4 separate regions of the Homo sapiens genome follow, and regions 2, 3 and 4 are each linked to region 1. The links are chromatin contacts, found by Hi-C or POLR2A ChIA-PET in ENCODE. All regions are on one chromosome and are shown on one strand. The core of a region is the stretch at or near the end of the contact, and the rest is flanking DNA. Distances in the headings are between cores, read along the strand shown. Region 1 holds the start of SRRM2-AS1 (SRRM2 antisense RNA 1). Region 2 holds the start of LINC00921 (long intergenic non-protein coding RNA 921). Region 3 holds the start of ZSCAN10 (zinc finger and SCAN domain containing 10). Region 4 holds the start of MMP25-AS1 (MMP25 antisense RNA 1).

The links. Hi-C counts contacts between places; a loop is a spot of excess contacts on that map. ChIA-PET counts read pairs that join two places held with the same protein, here RNA polymerase II (POLR2A). Pooled maps may share reads with other maps.
Region 2: a loop to region 1 is called in a pooled map, with 10 times the contacts of the local background. The contact joins the promoter of LINC00921 here to the promoter of SRRM2-AS1 in region 1. A Hi-C loop is called at or near these places in 5 of 50 pooled maps.
Region 3: a pooled map shows a loop between it and region 1 (6-fold over the local background). The contact joins the promoter of ZSCAN10 here to the promoter of SRRM2-AS1 in region 1. A Hi-C loop is called at or near these places in 6 of 50 pooled maps. POLR2A ChIA-PET finds 5 or more read pairs at or near these places in 2 of 52 experiments (WTC11 and activated naive CD4-positive, alpha-beta T cell).
Region 4: a loop to region 1 is called in a pooled map, with 4 times the contacts of the local background. The contact joins the promoter of MMP25-AS1 here to the promoter of SRRM2-AS1 in region 1. A Hi-C loop is called at or near these places in 1 of 50 pooled maps. POLR2A ChIA-PET finds 5 or more read pairs at or near these places in 2 of 52 experiments (Caco-2 and activated T-cell).

Annotation. Positions count from the first base shown.
Region 1 is chr16:2,750,998-2,754,605 of GRCh38, reverse strand. SRRM2-AS1 (SRRM2 antisense RNA 1) reads left to right here and starts at 2,006. Exons shown (of 6, transcript NR_027275.1): 1 at 2,006-2,164. SRRM2 (serine/arginine repetitive matrix 2) reads right to left here and starts at 1,968. Exons shown (of 15, transcript NM_016333.4): 1 at 1,760-1,968. RefSeq lists enhancers at 560-1,402, 1,403-2,245, 2,127-2,416, 2,477-2,646, 2,246-3,088 and silencers at 1,557-1,616, 1,637-1,946.
Region 2 is chr16:3,261,780-3,265,387 of GRCh38, reverse strand. It overlaps LINC00921 (long intergenic non-protein coding RNA 921), which reads right to left and starts at 1,620. Exons shown (of 2, transcript NR_033904.1): 1 at 1-1,620. RefSeq lists enhancers at 640-709, 860-959, 1,400-1,559 and a silencer at 1,200-1,379.
Region 3 is chr16:3,097,240-3,100,847 of GRCh38, reverse strand. ZSCAN10 (zinc finger and SCAN domain containing 10) reads left to right here and starts at 1,554. Exons shown (of 6, transcript NM_032805.3): 1 at 1,554-1,658. RefSeq lists a silencer at 532-591 and an enhancer at 752-801.
Region 4 is chr16:3,057,012-3,060,619 of GRCh38, reverse strand. MMP25-AS1 (MMP25 antisense RNA 1) reads left to right here and starts at 1,250. Exons shown (of 5, transcript NR_123723.1): 1 at 1,250-1,624; 2 at 1,918-2,080. It overlaps MMP25 (matrix metallopeptidase 25), which reads right to left. Exons shown (of 10, transcript NM_022468.5): 5 at 3,411-3,587; 6 at 3,226-3,310; 7 at 3,007-3,089; 8 at 2,287-2,439; 9 at 1,951-2,208; 10 at 1-1,793. The coding sequence ends at 1,522. LOC124900372 (sialidase-like) reads left to right here and starts at 1,250. Exons shown (of 3, transcript XM_047435000.1): 1 at 1,250-1,624. RefSeq lists an enhancer at 107-1,012 and silencers at 1,051-1,520, 1,981-2,030, 2,171-2,300, 2,331-2,380.

The DNA of each region.
Region 1 (3,608 bases), core at 757-3,256:
TAAGAAAGGAAAACCAGGCCGGGTACGGTGGCTCACGCCTGTAACACCTGCACTTTGGGAGGCCGAGGTGGGCGGATCACCAGATCAGGAGATTGACACCAGCCTGGCCAACACGGTGAAACTCCATCTCTACCAAAAATACAAAAATTAGCTGGGCGGCGGCGATTGCCTGTAATCTCAGCAACTCCAGAGGCTGAAGCAGGAGAATCGCTTGAACCCGGGAGGCGGAAGGTTGCAGTGAGCCGAGATCGCGCCACTGCACTCCGGCCTGCCAACAGAGCTAGACTCCGTCTCGGAAAAAAAAAAAAAAGAAAAACCAGTAGGTGCTAAGCAAAGGATATTAGGTCACAATGTTTCGGAGAACTTTTAGGGAATGAGCCACCTAGTCCACCCCACAAAAAAAGACGACGACCCCACGGCATCTAAGGGGTGTGTTAAGACACAGAAAGTAGGAAGATCAACACCACACACAAATCACCAAACCAAACGATATTACAAAACTCTTAAAGTGGGGGCCATAGACAGTGGATATGCAAAAGTTACCCAAGTTAAAAGCAGAAAGTAAAAAGTACAAAGGAAGACAAAAACACCCTTTTCTGTTGGGAAATTATCCGAGTGGTAAGCTAACAATGAAGTAGAAAGATATATTTGAATTCAACAGTAAAATATGCAAAAAAGAAAACGGTACCAAAAGGGGAGAAAAAGGGGAGACAAGGGTTGTCGAAAAAAATGGACATCAGCAAGCACAGCCAGCTCAGCACCGGGGCGCTCCAGAGCGGCTGAGTGGACACAAAGAACCCAGAAAGCTAAAATAGTAGCTTTAGAAGAGCCCTAAGCCCACGCACTTAGGATGAAAGACAACACAACACTCTGAAATTCTGATCCAGATTCGTCCTAACTGAAGCCGAGTGGAAACCAAGCTTCAGAAGAGCTGTGTGCCAAAGAACGCCTGAAACCAACCAGAAAACTTATATATGAGTCTGGCGTTTTCTTCCCAACGAAGGTCTCCAAAAGCCTCCTTAGTTTGAACACGAATTCTCGGGAGACGTTGAAAAAGTGTAAAAAGGGAACGCACGGTCTACCTTACAAATGTAAACTGAACACGTTCACTTTCTTCACAGTTTTTAAGATTTGGGGTTTCTCCCCGCCACTAACAACTCAAAGGCTGATAGCCGGGAATCCTAAACCATTTAAATCCGGCCCACGAAGTTCAAGGCCCTCCCCGCAGCGCCGGGGGCCTATTTTCGGCCTTGCGGAATGGGGGAGGGGGCTGCGCGGCGTCCCGCAGTCTGGGAGGCCCCCGACACGGGCAGCCCAACGCCGAAGAGAAGCCCGAGGAAAGGAGATCTGGAACCGGGGGCAAGGGTCCAGGAGCAAGCCCCCCGCCGCCGCCCCTTCCCCGCCACTTAAGGGCCGAAAACGGCAGCTGCAGGAAGGCCACCTCGGCGGCACATGTTGGGGGGAGGAGTGAAGCCGAGGCGCGCGCCCTCCCCCCTCACCAAGGGCGCTCGCGAACCCGAGTACAGGCGGCTGCGAACGCCGTTGTCATGGGGGAGGGGCGGGGGGGGGTGAAGCCCGCGCGCGACAGGAACGGCGGGAAGGGGGAAGGGAGGCGAGGGCGTCCGCGCCAGCGAAGGGCGTCGAGCGCGCGTGCGCGCGGAGGAGCTCGGCGGCCTGGGCAGTTCTCCGCGCGCTTTGGCCTCGCGCCGGGGCCGCCGCCCCTCCCCCACCCGGCTCGCTGGCTCCCTCACCCTCTCACCCGCCGCCTCCGCCCGCCGCCTCCGAGGGGGAGAGGTCTTGCCGCCGCCGCTGCTCGAGCTCCCGAGTCCCTCGGGCCTGGGGCCGCCGCCTCGCCTCGCCGGTCCGCCCGCCTCAGCCGACGCCGACGCCTCCTCGCTTCCTCAGGGGCCGCAACGGGCTCCAACTGCGCCACTCGCACCCCGCCTGGGCCGCGCTGCACGTCAGCACGACTAACTGCGTGCGTCAGCACGCAAACGCGCGTCGCGGGGCCTGCCGGGAACTGGAGTGCGCCCCGCGGCCTTTTGCGCAGGCGCCGAAGCCACACCGCGAAGTACCGTTTTTTCAGGCACAAGGAAGGTTTCACCCCGTTGCCGAAAGACTAAGCGTCCCGTTGGCCAGTGCAACGAAGAACGGAGGAAGCGACGTAAGACACCGCGTATTCGTAGGCCTTCCGCTGCGGGGAGGAGCACAGGGCCTAGCGGCAGCAAAGCGACGCCCGAGCGCGTCTCGTCTCCCGCTGTCGATGCAGAGCATTCTGGGAGTTGTGGTTCGGGCGTGTCGCGGAGCCCGGATGTAATTTCGGCTCGGGGCGTGGCGGCCATTTTGTCTCCCCATGTTGGGAGACGATATCCCAGCCGCGGTGGTGCTGCCGCTTTCGTGTGACTTTGGGTTTCCCGAGCGAGCCCGCAGCTGCACAGCAGTCCGCCTTCCCGTACCCGAGAGAAGCCGCCTCAGACCCCAGCCAGCGGGCACCCCCGGAGGCCCCGAGCCTGGCTGCAGGCCCTAGACCTGCACCAGGGGCCCAACCAGTTACCCGTAGCATGGGCCACGTTCTCCCGCTGTAGACCGGGCTGAGGCCCGACGGCCACCCCTGGGGGAGGAGTTTTCTTAGCTTCCGGTAGGGCAGCCAGGCCGGGGTCCCACCAGACCCAGGACGTGATACCGGTGAAGCGGCACATACAGGAACAAGGCAGGAGGAAAATAATAAGCACCTTAAAGTTTCCACTTTTCGGTACCGTACTTCCTGTTAATGTTTCTAAGCCCGTGATTCTGGGCCTGATAATCAGCCAGCCGTCCTCACAGCAGAGTTGTAAGACGCTGGGCTGCTCAAGCACAAGTTCATATCTAGACCCACCGCTGGCGAGCAGCCCTGGACGTCCCGCTTAGCTGTCCTAACCAACTCAGGTGGCCTTGATCCGCAACAGGACGCGGTACCACGTAATGAACTGTCCATTTGAGTGCAAGGATTTATATTTGTTATTACGATTTGGGGGTGTTTTTAAGAGGCAGGGTTTTGCCCAGGCTGTTCTCGAATTTGGGGCTCAAGCGATCCTCCGACCTCAGCCTCCCAAGTAGCTGGGACTACCCGTGCATGACACCCTATCTGGCCCTTGTTTTTTGTTGTTGTTGTTGTTCTTTCTTTTTTCACGTGGTTTCGCACTTGTCACCCAGGCTGGAGTGCAATGGTGTGTTGTCGGCTCACTGCAACCTGTCTCTCAGGTTGAAGTGATTCTCGTGTCTCAGTCTTCCGAGTAGCTGGGATTACAGGCGTGTGCCACCACGCCTGGCTAATTTTTGTATTTTTAGTAAAGACGGGGCTTCACTATATTGGTCAGGCTGGTCTCGATTTCCTGACCTCAGGTGATCTGCCCACCTCAGCCTCCCAAAGTGCTGATATTACAGGCGTGAGCCACCACGCCCGGCCCGTATCCGGCTTTAAGATTTGTTTTTCACTTGCCCGTGGGAGGATGTACTTATCTCAGATGCTAGAGCCGGGAGACCCTCCCCCCCACCACCCCCATCTCCTGCAGGAGCTCTGATCGCAGATTGGAGTGTCTGAACTCTGCATCTATGGACGGTGCTTCTGT
Region 2 (3,608 bases), core at 371-2,870, 510 kb before region 1:
AAATTAGCCGGGCGTGAAAATTAGCCGGGCGTGGTGGCGGGCGCCTGTAATCCCAGCTACTCGGAAGGCTGAGGCAGGAGACTGGCGTGAACTCGCGAGGCGGAGCTTGCAGTGAGCGGAGATGGCGCCACTGCACTCCAGCCTGGACGACAGAGCGAGACTCCGTCTCAAAAAAGAAGAAAGAAACCAGATGCATGTGCCTTCTTTGAGCCAAACCATTACCTCTCTGGCTCACAGCATGTTACTAGATTTGTTCAAAAGGAAAAAACAGAAGTTTCAGCAACCGTACTCTAGGGTTCTGAGGGGGCAGAGTTTGAGAATCCTTGCTCTAGCCCGCCTCTGCTGATTATAAGGGAGAAAACGGCAGTGCTGCTGTTAGGCTGATGTATCTGTTCCTTTCACAGCTTTGGTCATAACTGGTAATTACCATTTACTTGTTCTCAGCCTCCTTGGAACAGCGATCTTGCCTGACACGTGCACCCTCGCACGTGGCACAGTAAGTGGGACACATTAGGCACTCGGAAAATATTTGCTGTAAACATGAAAGAAGGGCGACAGGCTAATAAAGTGTGGAAGGGTTTTGGGGTCAGCACAGCCCCGGGACGTCCCATCCCCGTGGGCCGCGGGCCGCCCGGAATACGACGACTCCACTTGCCGGCGCTGCTCCCGGGATACCAGCGACAACAGCGGCTCAGTCCCGGCAAACGGCGCGTGGCCCCTCCGGCGAAAAGCAGCTATAGGCTGTTGCGGCTGCCAATCAGACCAACAGAGCCGCGACTCGGAGACCTCTGGGAGACGTGGGCCCCCGCTAATCCGCCCTCCAATTGGCTCGCGTGCTCCCGGGGCGCTCTGGGAGATGTGTTTCTGGGAGTGTTCCGCGCATGTGCATGCGTGAGGGCGGGGCGTCGGGGTCGGGCTGGAGTGTCTGTCGCGCCTTATGTGGGCCCCTCGGCAGAAGACGCACTTTCGGCAGAAGCCGCACTTTTGGCAGAAGCCGCCCTGGGTCCTTTCCCTCCCGCAGGCAGGCCGGGACCCCGGCGGGAATTGCGTGCAGGTCGGGTCTCGCTTGACCCCAGCGCCTCCCCGCGTCCGGGCACACTGCGGACAGTTCCTTTTTATTCTCTACCGCTACTTCCTCTTTATCTTCTGCCGCTCTTTCCACACGTCTCCTCCCCCAGGCCGCTTCCCTTTGGGGCGCCGGGCCAGGGAGGGGCTGCCGGACCGGAGACCCCGGACTCGCGCCGGTCTCCGCTCGGGCGTGGGGTCCGTGGGGCGTCGGCGGGAGGGGTCCTGGAGGAGACGGCTGTGCCGGGGCGGGACCCCCTGTCCTCTTAACAGACGCGCCCCTGACAGTCGTGCCAGTCGCCGCCCTGGGCTTTGGGGACGTCCGAGGACGCAGCTGGCGGTTCCTCCCGCGGTTCCCGGCACTGTTACTTCCCCGAATTCCCAGAACAACCCATTTGATAGGAAATGGAAACTGAGAAAAATCGAGTAATTTACTCACGTCACACGGCCACCAGATATTTGAATCTCGTATTTCCCACCACTTCGTGGCTTCCAGGCTCATAAACAAGAAGTTGCAAAACAGGGTGAGGCGTGGGAATGACAGCAGCACGGGGCGGGGAGTGGAAGGGCGGAGCACCTTAGAGGGCAGGATTCAGCAAACGGAACCTCAAAGGAAACAGTGTCAGTGCTGCTGCTTAGTTGGTAAGAAAACAAAGGGCCGGGCGCGGTGGCTCACGCCTGTAATCCCACCACTTTGGGAGGCCGAGGCGGTCGGATCGCGAGGTCAGGAGTTCGAGACCAGCCTGACCAATATGGTGAAACCCTGTCTCTACTAAAAAATACAAAAATTAGCCGGGCGTGGTGGCGCGCGCCTGTAGTCCCAGCTACTCAGGAGGCTGAGGCAGGAGAATCGCTTGAACCCCGGAGGCACATGTAGTGAGCTAAGATCGCGCCACTGCACTCCAGCATGGGCGACAGAGTGAGACTGCGTCTCAAAAAACAAACAAACAAAAAAAGGGAGTAGCTGCCTTCCAGACACAGTTTTGTTATTTTTCTGCCCCTTTCACTAGCCTGTCAGCCCTTTGGTGGCCGGGGATTGCGTGTCCAAAGCCTGGCTGCTAGTCAGGTTCCTATAAATATTGGTAGGACAGAGCGTATTAAAGTTTTTATTTTAAGATTTTTAAGCACAAGAAAGTTGAGAGAGTAACATGAATACTCACGTACTCTCCACCTAGATTTAATAATCAGAAAAAATTATGTGTGTAGGCCTTTATTTTTTACAAACCCTCTTGTTTAACGTTACCGCCTTCCAAATGAAGCTCATTGGTGAGTGGTGTGGGGATCTATTCAGAGCCCCATGACTGCAGCCCTTCAGCAGGGTTAAGGCCACCTGCCACACCCCACTTTGGGAAGCTGGCTTCCTCTCCTCTCCCTCCGTTTCCAAGCTGCTCAGGAGGTGCCCTCAGAAAGATCAGTTACAATTAGTGTTATCTGCGTAGGGGACTGGGCAGCAGATCTCATTGATCTGGGCTGGGATCGGCAGGTGGGTTGGTCCAAGTTGAGAGGGAGATCCTGCAGAAGCTCTTAGCTGCTGCAGGATTCAACACTAACTCCTTAAGGTAGCAACAAGGGCCCTTTGTAAAATCTGGCCAGAAACAGGTATCTTAGATGCATCTTCACACCCGCCAGTATCCAGTCTACCCTTATCATGTCAGCCCTGCTTTCAGAATCACCCAGAATCTGACCCTTCTGCCTCCACAGTGGTTCAGGGCCCTGCAGTCGCTTTCCTGCATTGTGACAATAGATTGCTTTCTCCTCTCTGTTTCCACCTTTCTCATCTCTTGTCTCTTATGGAAGCCAGAGTGTTCTCTTTTCTTTTCTTTCTTTTTTTGAAACAGTCTCACTCTTTCACCCAGGCCAGAGTACAGTGGTGCGATCACAGGTCACTGCAACCTCCGCCTCCCAGGTTCAGGTGATTCACCTCAGCCTCCAGAGTAGCTGGGACTACGCGCACATCACCACCACACTCAGCAAATTTTTGTATTTTCAGTAGAGACGGGCTTTCACCATGTTGGCCAGGCTTATCTCGAACTTCTGACCTCAGGTGATCCACCTTCCTTGGCTTCCCAAAGTGCTGGATTATATGTGTGAGCCACCGCGCCCGGCCCAGAATGTTTCTTTTAAAGCGTAACTCCAATTATGTCACTGCTCTGCTCAAACTTTCCAGTGTCCCCTCATCTCAGAGTAAGAGCCAAGTCCTTGCTGTGTCCTGGGAGCCCTGCTACTTGATAGGGGACTCCAGCTCCCTCTCTAACCCCTCCATCCACTCCTCCTCCGTGCCTCTGCTCCAGCCACCACTCTTCCTCAAACACTAAGCACAAAGTTACCCCTTTTGCACTCTGTAAATAGGCAAAGACTGCTCATCCTCAAAATGAATACCTGGCTTACTCCTCTTCCTTTGGGTCTCTGTTCAAGCACAAAAGCCTTCTTCAAGTGCCCTATTAAAATATGAAACCAGGGGGCACGGTGGCTCATGCCTGTAATCACAGCACTTTGGGAGGCCAAGGCGGTTGGATCACTTGAGGTCAGTTGTTTGAGACTGG
Region 3 (3,608 bases), core at 305-2,804, 350 kb before region 1:
CAGCAACGAGAGGGAAAGAACGCTCGATGGCATGGAGTCCCAGCTGTAGTCCCAGCTCCTTGGTAGACCGAGATGGGAGGATCACTTTAACCCAGGAGTTTGAGTCCAGCCTGGGAGATATGGCAAGACCTTGTCTCTAATAAAATAAAATAAGTGGAATTGGGAAAATTACAATTTTAAAAGAAACAAAAATTTTTAGTAGAGATGGGGTTTCACCATGTTGTCCAGGCTAGTCTTGAACTCCTGACCTCAGGTGATTAAAGAGGCTGAGTGCGGTGGCTCATGCCTGTAATCCCAGCACTTTGGGAGGCCAAGGCAGGTGGATCACCTGAGTTCAGGAGTTCAAGACTAGCCTGGCCAAAATGATGAAACCCCATCTCTACAAAAAAAAAAAAAAAAAAAAAAATGAACCGGGCATGATGAGACAGGCCCCACGCCTCTCGCTTCCGAGACTGTAATGGCTGCCTGGTCCCGCCAAGGCCACACCCGCTCCGGCGCTACAGCACCCCGCCCCGCCCCGGACACGCCCCCTCCGTCCCTACAGAACCCCGCCCCGCCCCTTGGCCTTCAGGCCCACTTCCCTGGGGGCGGGGTTTTCTGGCCCCGCCCCTGAACAAACTATGGAGTGGGAGGAGCCCGCGACTGGGAGAGCGAGGCGCGGGACGCGGGGAATGCAGAGCAGACCAAGGAGAAAGACCGTCGTACGAAGGGAGCACTAGACAACTGAAGTAGGAACAGGATGAGCTCAGGTGTTAAGTGCAGGAAAACAAAGACCCGTCAGATGAGCCAGTCAGGAGGGTCCTGGCCCCAACGGACCGAGGGGTCTAGGCCGGGGGAACGGCCAACACCTGAGAGGTGGTCCTGGCTCCCCGGGGGCTCAGAACGCTCAGGAAGGCACCAGCTGCAGCCAAGGGCACAACCCAAGAAGGCACCTTAAGCACAGGGATGGAATTAGTTTGGGGCCAAACGCTGTTGGTTAGGTCACTTCCCTCCCGGGGAGCCCTTGCTTCGTCATCGGTAAAGTTGGGACAAAAGCCACCTGGCAGGACTTGGGAGGACTTTAGGTGACCGTGTAGATGGAGCAAACTCTGCCCCATCACATCCTCCTCTTCCATTTTTTCCTAGCACCGTCGCTGCTCCTTTGCCCTAGAATGTAAGCCCCTGAGAGCAGGGCCTCATTCCTTCAGTTTCTCTCTGTGTCCTTAGCCCCTGCTTTGTAACAGTGCCTGGCACACAGGAGGCCATTGCAAAGAGTAGTCACGTGAATGAAAAGCCTAGCAAAGAAGCCAGCACACTGTGGGCATTTAAAAATGGCAGCTCTTAGCCCAAAGGAAAGACGGGCAGACCTGCAAGGGGCACCAGGCCAGTCTTGATTTGGGAGGTGGTTACACTCTCACACAGGCTGGGATTGAAATCTGGATTTCTCACTTTGTCTTCATGTCACTGGCCCCGCCCTCTTCCCATCCCGCTCCCAAACTGGGAGCTTAAGGGTTAACTCTAGGAAGCCCCTCATCACCTGGATGGGATGGGACTGGGGCAAGGAACTTCCTGTTCCATTTTCCCAGAGCCCTTCCCCAGGCTGGCGGAGGCTGGCTTTGGCCCTGGAGTCCTCAGAAAACCCCCCAGCATCTCTGCCTGTGTAGTGGGGACTCCGAGTGGTGAGTTGGAGGGAGGTCGGGGTGCAGGCTGCCAGGACGGGTGCTAGGAGCTCGCAGCAGCTTGGAGAGAGCAGGGGAGGCTCCAGGCCTTGGTGCTGGGGTGGGGGCTGGAAGAGTCTTGGGAGGATGTAGAGGGTCTGCTGGGGAGCCTCGTGCCAGCCAGCTTGGTGGACCTGTCGCGATGGGGGCGTTGGGGACGAGGGAGATCGCAGAACTTCCTGTGACATTGAAGAAGGCTGGCTTCACGTGCTCCCAGGTGGACTGATGGGCCTTGTCCACTCAGCCCAGCACGCGGAGGGAGGCCCCTCCAACAAACAACAAATCAGGCAGCTGCCAACTGTGTCCAGGGAGAAAGGGAGTGTTCCCGGCTGAGGACCCCACCTTTGCCGCCTTCCCCAACTCTGGGCTCTCAGGTGACCTGGGTGGGTCTCGTGGCAGCACCTCCACCCCGGGCTCCAAATTAAGCTGCTCAAATGTTGGATGGTGGCTGTAGAGCCTCTGCCTGCCTCCCTACCCAGCCCACCCCCAACAGAGGTGCATATTAACAGAGCTTTTGTCCTGGAGATCTGGGGGGAGGGAGAGATTCTCTGAAGCCAACTTGTCTCGAATTCCACCTCTTTGAAACCTTTTGGAGAGATCTCACCTGGAGATTCCGGCCTCCCTGTGTGGCTTGCCCTGAGAGCTGAAATTTGGAATCTTCATTTTTTTTCTGTTTCATGCTGTGATATTTCGGCTAAGGCTAGGAAAATGGCACAGAGCAGGATGGAGATCAGTTCCTTTTCTGTTTCAGAGCTTTGGCACTGTGTTCTAGACCTACACTCTCAGCCTAAAGCAAACCTTGGCTCCACCTGGTGTGACCCTGAGCATGTCACCAAGTGCAAAGCTTGGTCTTTGCACTTGGCAAAGGGAGAAGTGATTGTTTCGTGCGTGGGCTGGACTGGGATGAAATGAGCTTAATCGCCAGACACTCAGTACCTGCCCGCTGCTCCTGCACGGCAATGGATGAGCAGTGATTAGTTTTCTTGTTATTTTGTGCATGCTACTAAAAACCAGTGAAACGTAATCCCATTTTCTTCCCCCTCCCCCACTCTTTTTTTTTCTTTTCTTTTCTTTTCTTTCTTTCTTTCTTTTTTTTTTTTTTTTTTTTGAGACAGGGTCTTCGCCTTTTATCCAGGCTGGTGTGCAGTGGCGCGAACATGGCTCACTGCAGCTTTGACCCCCCAGGTTCAAGCAATCCTTCTGCCTTGGCCACCCAAAATGCTGGGATTATAAGCATGAGCCACCGCATCCGGCCTCACAACACCATTTTTCTGATCATTTATCACAGACTTTTTCTGTCCTAGACGTTGTTACATGCTTTCCTTCGAGATGGCCAGAATCACTGCCATTCCCTAATTTCTGCTAACAGACACTGAAGCAACTTCAAGTGCTGGATGAACACTCATTGAACTAGACACAGCTCCTACTCCCAGGCCAGGCAGAGAAATACGCTCATCTGTGATTGAGGCACTCCATCGCCCTAGTGGGGAGAGATGGGGTGGGAGGATGGGGGCTGCCTGGAGTGGATGCCAGAGGGCAGGAAAGCGTAGTTCCGGCTCGGGGGTGGTTACACTCTCACACATGCAGGGGTTGAAATCTGGATTTCTCACTTTGTCTTCGCTTATCTGGCCCCACCCTGTCCCCATCCACCTCCCAAACTGGGAGCTTGAGGGTTAACGCTAGGAAGCCCCTCAACACCTGGATGGGATGGGACTGGGGCAGGGAACTTCCCGTTCCATTTTGTCAGAGTCCTTCCCCAGGTGGCTGAGGTTGGGAGATGCAGGGGAGCCGGGGTAGGGGTGAGGGGCTTGGAAGATACTGTGTGTTGCAGGGAGGTTGGGAGAGATGGGTCATGTTCTAGAATCACCTCCCCTCCTTCTCAGCGGCTAAGCTTAAAATCCCCCATTCTGT
Region 4 (3,608 bases), core at 1-2,500, 310 kb before region 1:
TTCCTGGCAGCCCAGAATTCCCAGGTAACTGACCAAAGTCTCCTGCCTTCTGTCCTCATGCTGATCTGTTTGTATGAGCAACTGGGGCAACCCCTCGCATGGTTGCTGGGACAGCCGCCCACAGCCTCAGCTCCAGGAAGCACTAGGGGGTCACTGAGGCTGGACAGCAACTTAGGAAGTGGCCCCTAAGTGACTCTACCCATGGGGTTCAGGCCATCGGTGTGGCCTGAACATATTGGTCCTGGGGTGGAGGAACACTGCAGAGCCACAGAAATGCCACGAAACAGCCAGCTACTGCCCCCCACAATCCCCGCGACTAGTTAAAATGCAGATTCCTGACCCCACCCTGAGTGAGGATTCAGGGTGAGTGTGGGATCTGCAAACTTAAATTTCCCAGTGATTCTGATGTGGGATAGTCTAGAAGAATAGTTCCAGAGGCAATCATTTAGATCCTAAAACTGTGGGGAGTGGGGACAGGGTGAACGAGGTGCCCCCAGGTTCCACCCACCCCTCACTCTAGAGCTAAGGCCTCCCAGGAGGGAGTGCTGAGGAGGCAATGACCAGGCCTGAGCCAGGGTTCGGTCCCTGTCTTTCCACCAGCGTTGAGTTGATGGGAGTCAAGCTGTTCTCTCCAGGGTGCAAGCAGGGAAGGGGTTCTTGGGGATAGAAGGGTTCCCCATTGAATGGAAGGCAGTTCTGGGCCCAGGGAGGTGCCCAAGTTGGGTGGCCTGGGGAGGAGGAGGTGGGTGGCGGGGGAGCAACGGAAAAGGTTAACAGCCTGGAGAGCAAGGGTCGTCCCTCCAGCCACTGATTCCACCACCCAGGACGTGGCGCATGGGTCCTCAGGGGTGATATCTGGGCTGGTTCCGGGTCTGGGTCCCAGGTCCCCACCAGTGTGGCAGTGACTGTAGGGGGGCCTTGTGGGAGCAGAACGGGGTGAGAAACTGCGGGTGGGAGAGGGGCAAGGCACAGCTTCGCAGTCAGGCCTGTCCTCTAACGACCCAGGAATGCCAGACGCAGTGGCCAGGCGGGGCGGGGCTGCGGAGAGTCCCAGGACTGCGCTCCGAGAAAAGCTGGCTCTTCCTGGAAAAGGAAGGTCCTGCGGGGCCAGCGCGCGACCGGGGCTGCCGTCCCTCCGGGTGAGGCCGCGGGCCCGCCCCTTGTCCTCCCCGCCCCTCCCCGGGCTCGGGAGGCGGGGTCCGACCGCCCCCTGGCGGCAGCCGGGAGGGAACGACGGGGGCGACGACCGACGCATGGTCCCAGCGCGCGTGCGCCCCTGAAGGCGGGTTCCGGTGGCAGCGCCGGGGTCTCAGACCCTGAGGAGACTGAGCCCAGCGCCAGGCGACCGGTCCCCGCCGCCGCCGCCCCTGCGCGGGAGATCCCCCCTGCTTAGTCCGCGCCCGAGCCCCCGTCCGTGGGAACAGACAAGGGGCCTCCGCAGCGCCTCACAACCCCCGACCAGGTCCAGCGGCGGGGGACTCGGCCGTGGAGGGCGCTGTTCGGTCTGGATGGCTCCCCCCATCAGCGGGAGGCTACACCCCCCACCAGCAGGGGCAAGAGGAGCAGCGGGATGGGAGCAGGCCAACGTCCTGCGGCCTGGTTGAGCTCGCACTGACAATCGCAGGTTTCGGACACGGGGGTCGCTTTGGGGGGCCTGGGGGCGCGGGGACCAGAGCTCGGGGCGGGGCAGTCCAGCCAGTTGGGCCCCATGGGCTGGGGGGCGTCCGGCTCGGTCTTGATGCTGTTCTTGGGGAAGCGCCAGTAGTGGGCGCCCTTGAAGAAGTAGGTGTCACCTGGAGGAGCAGAGCTTGAGTCCCGGTCCCTCCCCGCCCCGCCGCTCCCTGATGCCCAAGGACCCCCATCCCCGCAGGGTGGCCTCCATGTCCCCATTCCCCACATCCCTCTCCCCACCCCCAGGCCCAGTAACCCGCAGGTCACCGCGCTCCCCACCTGCGTTGCTGACGGTGACATCGTCAGGGGAGGGGGGCGCGCCTTCCCAGAGGCTCAGGTCGCGAGGGTAGCCGGGGTCCGGGCGCGCCGCCGCCTCGTCGTAGCGCCAGTACTGCCGGCCGCGGACCAGGTAGGTCTTCCCGTTCTGTGGCCACGAGAACACGGCGTCCACCTCCTCTCCCGGGGGCAGCCCCAGCTCCGTGAGCGGCCGCGCCCCGCCCTCCAGCTGCCGGTCCTGGAACACCCAGAACTGGGGCCCTGCAGGGTGGAGGCCGGGAGGTCAGGGGTGGGCTCCCCGCGCCGGCCCCAGCGCGCCCCGCCGCCGGCCCCACTCACCGCTAAAGAGGAGGATTCGGCCGTCTCGGTGCCGAGCATAGGCGGCCTGCACCACCCTCACCTGGGCGGGCAGCCCCTCCCAGAAGCGGTGCAGCCGTGCGGGTCGCGGGGACACCAGCTGTCCGGAGGGCTGGAGGCGCCAGAACCAGGGGCCTGCAGGGGACAAAGGGGTTCGCAGGAAGGCATGAGACAGCAGGAGGTCTCCTCCCCCAGGGTGTGTGGCTGGGTGGGGAGGGGTCCCATCTGGAAATCAAGGGCGCAATGGATCTAGGGTGACCAGCCCATCCTGGCCCGCCTGAGACTTTTCCCTTTTTAGCGCTAAAAGTGCCAGGGCCTTGCCTGGTGGCTCAGACCTGTAATGCCAGCACATTGGGAGGCTGACACCGGAGAATCACCTGAGCCAGGAGATTGAGCCCAGCCTGGGCAATATAGTGAGACTCCATCTCTACAAAATAATAAAATAAATTACTAGCAAGGCGTGGTGGCATGTGCCTGTGGTCCCAGCTACCAGGGAGGCTGAGGTGGGAGGATCGCTTGAGCCCAGTATTTTGAGGCTGCAGTGAGCCATGATCACACCACTGCACTGCGGCCCAGGCAACAAAGCAAGACCCTGTCTCAAAGAAGAAAAAAGTTCCGCTTCCAGGGTAAGCCCACAGCCCCAGTGGGTCACTGGAAGTGGGCAGGAAACCAACATATATGAGGCCAAGTGAAATGACTCACCTTTGAAGAAGAAAGTTTCCCCTCGGATGTTGGCGATGGCGTCAAAATTGCCCTCACATCGATCAGGGATGGGGAAGGATGGGCTGGGGAGGAAAGGAGAGGTGAGTAGAGAGGGGGGTTTGTTTTCTCCAAGGCAGGGACCCCCACCATCCCCATCTCAGAGGACACTGAGGCTGGGCAGCTGGTCACCCAAGGTCTCCGAGTTGGTGGGGGACTCACCTGTGTGTGGGCGAGGCCGGGGGCTGGGGCGGAGGAGCCAGGGGTTTCCTTGTGGGCTTGTCATATGGGGTTTGGGGCGCCTTCCCTGTGAGGAAAGAGTCAGGCAGGTGTGCGTCCCCTGGCCCTGCTGCAGAGGACACTGGATGGGGCAATGATGGTTTCGCGGCAGGTCCCTCTCCCCCTACCATAGAGTTGCTGCAGGCCATCGCGGTCATCCTGAGACAGGCGGTACTTGTCAGGGTCGCCCACCGGACCCTGGTAGAAGGGCCTCATAATGGAGTTGGGGGCTGAGGAGTGGCCCAGGCCCAGGGCGTGGCCAAACTCATGGACAGCCACGGCAAACAGGTCGGTCCCCTCGCCGTCTGCAGGAGAAAGTGGGTGAG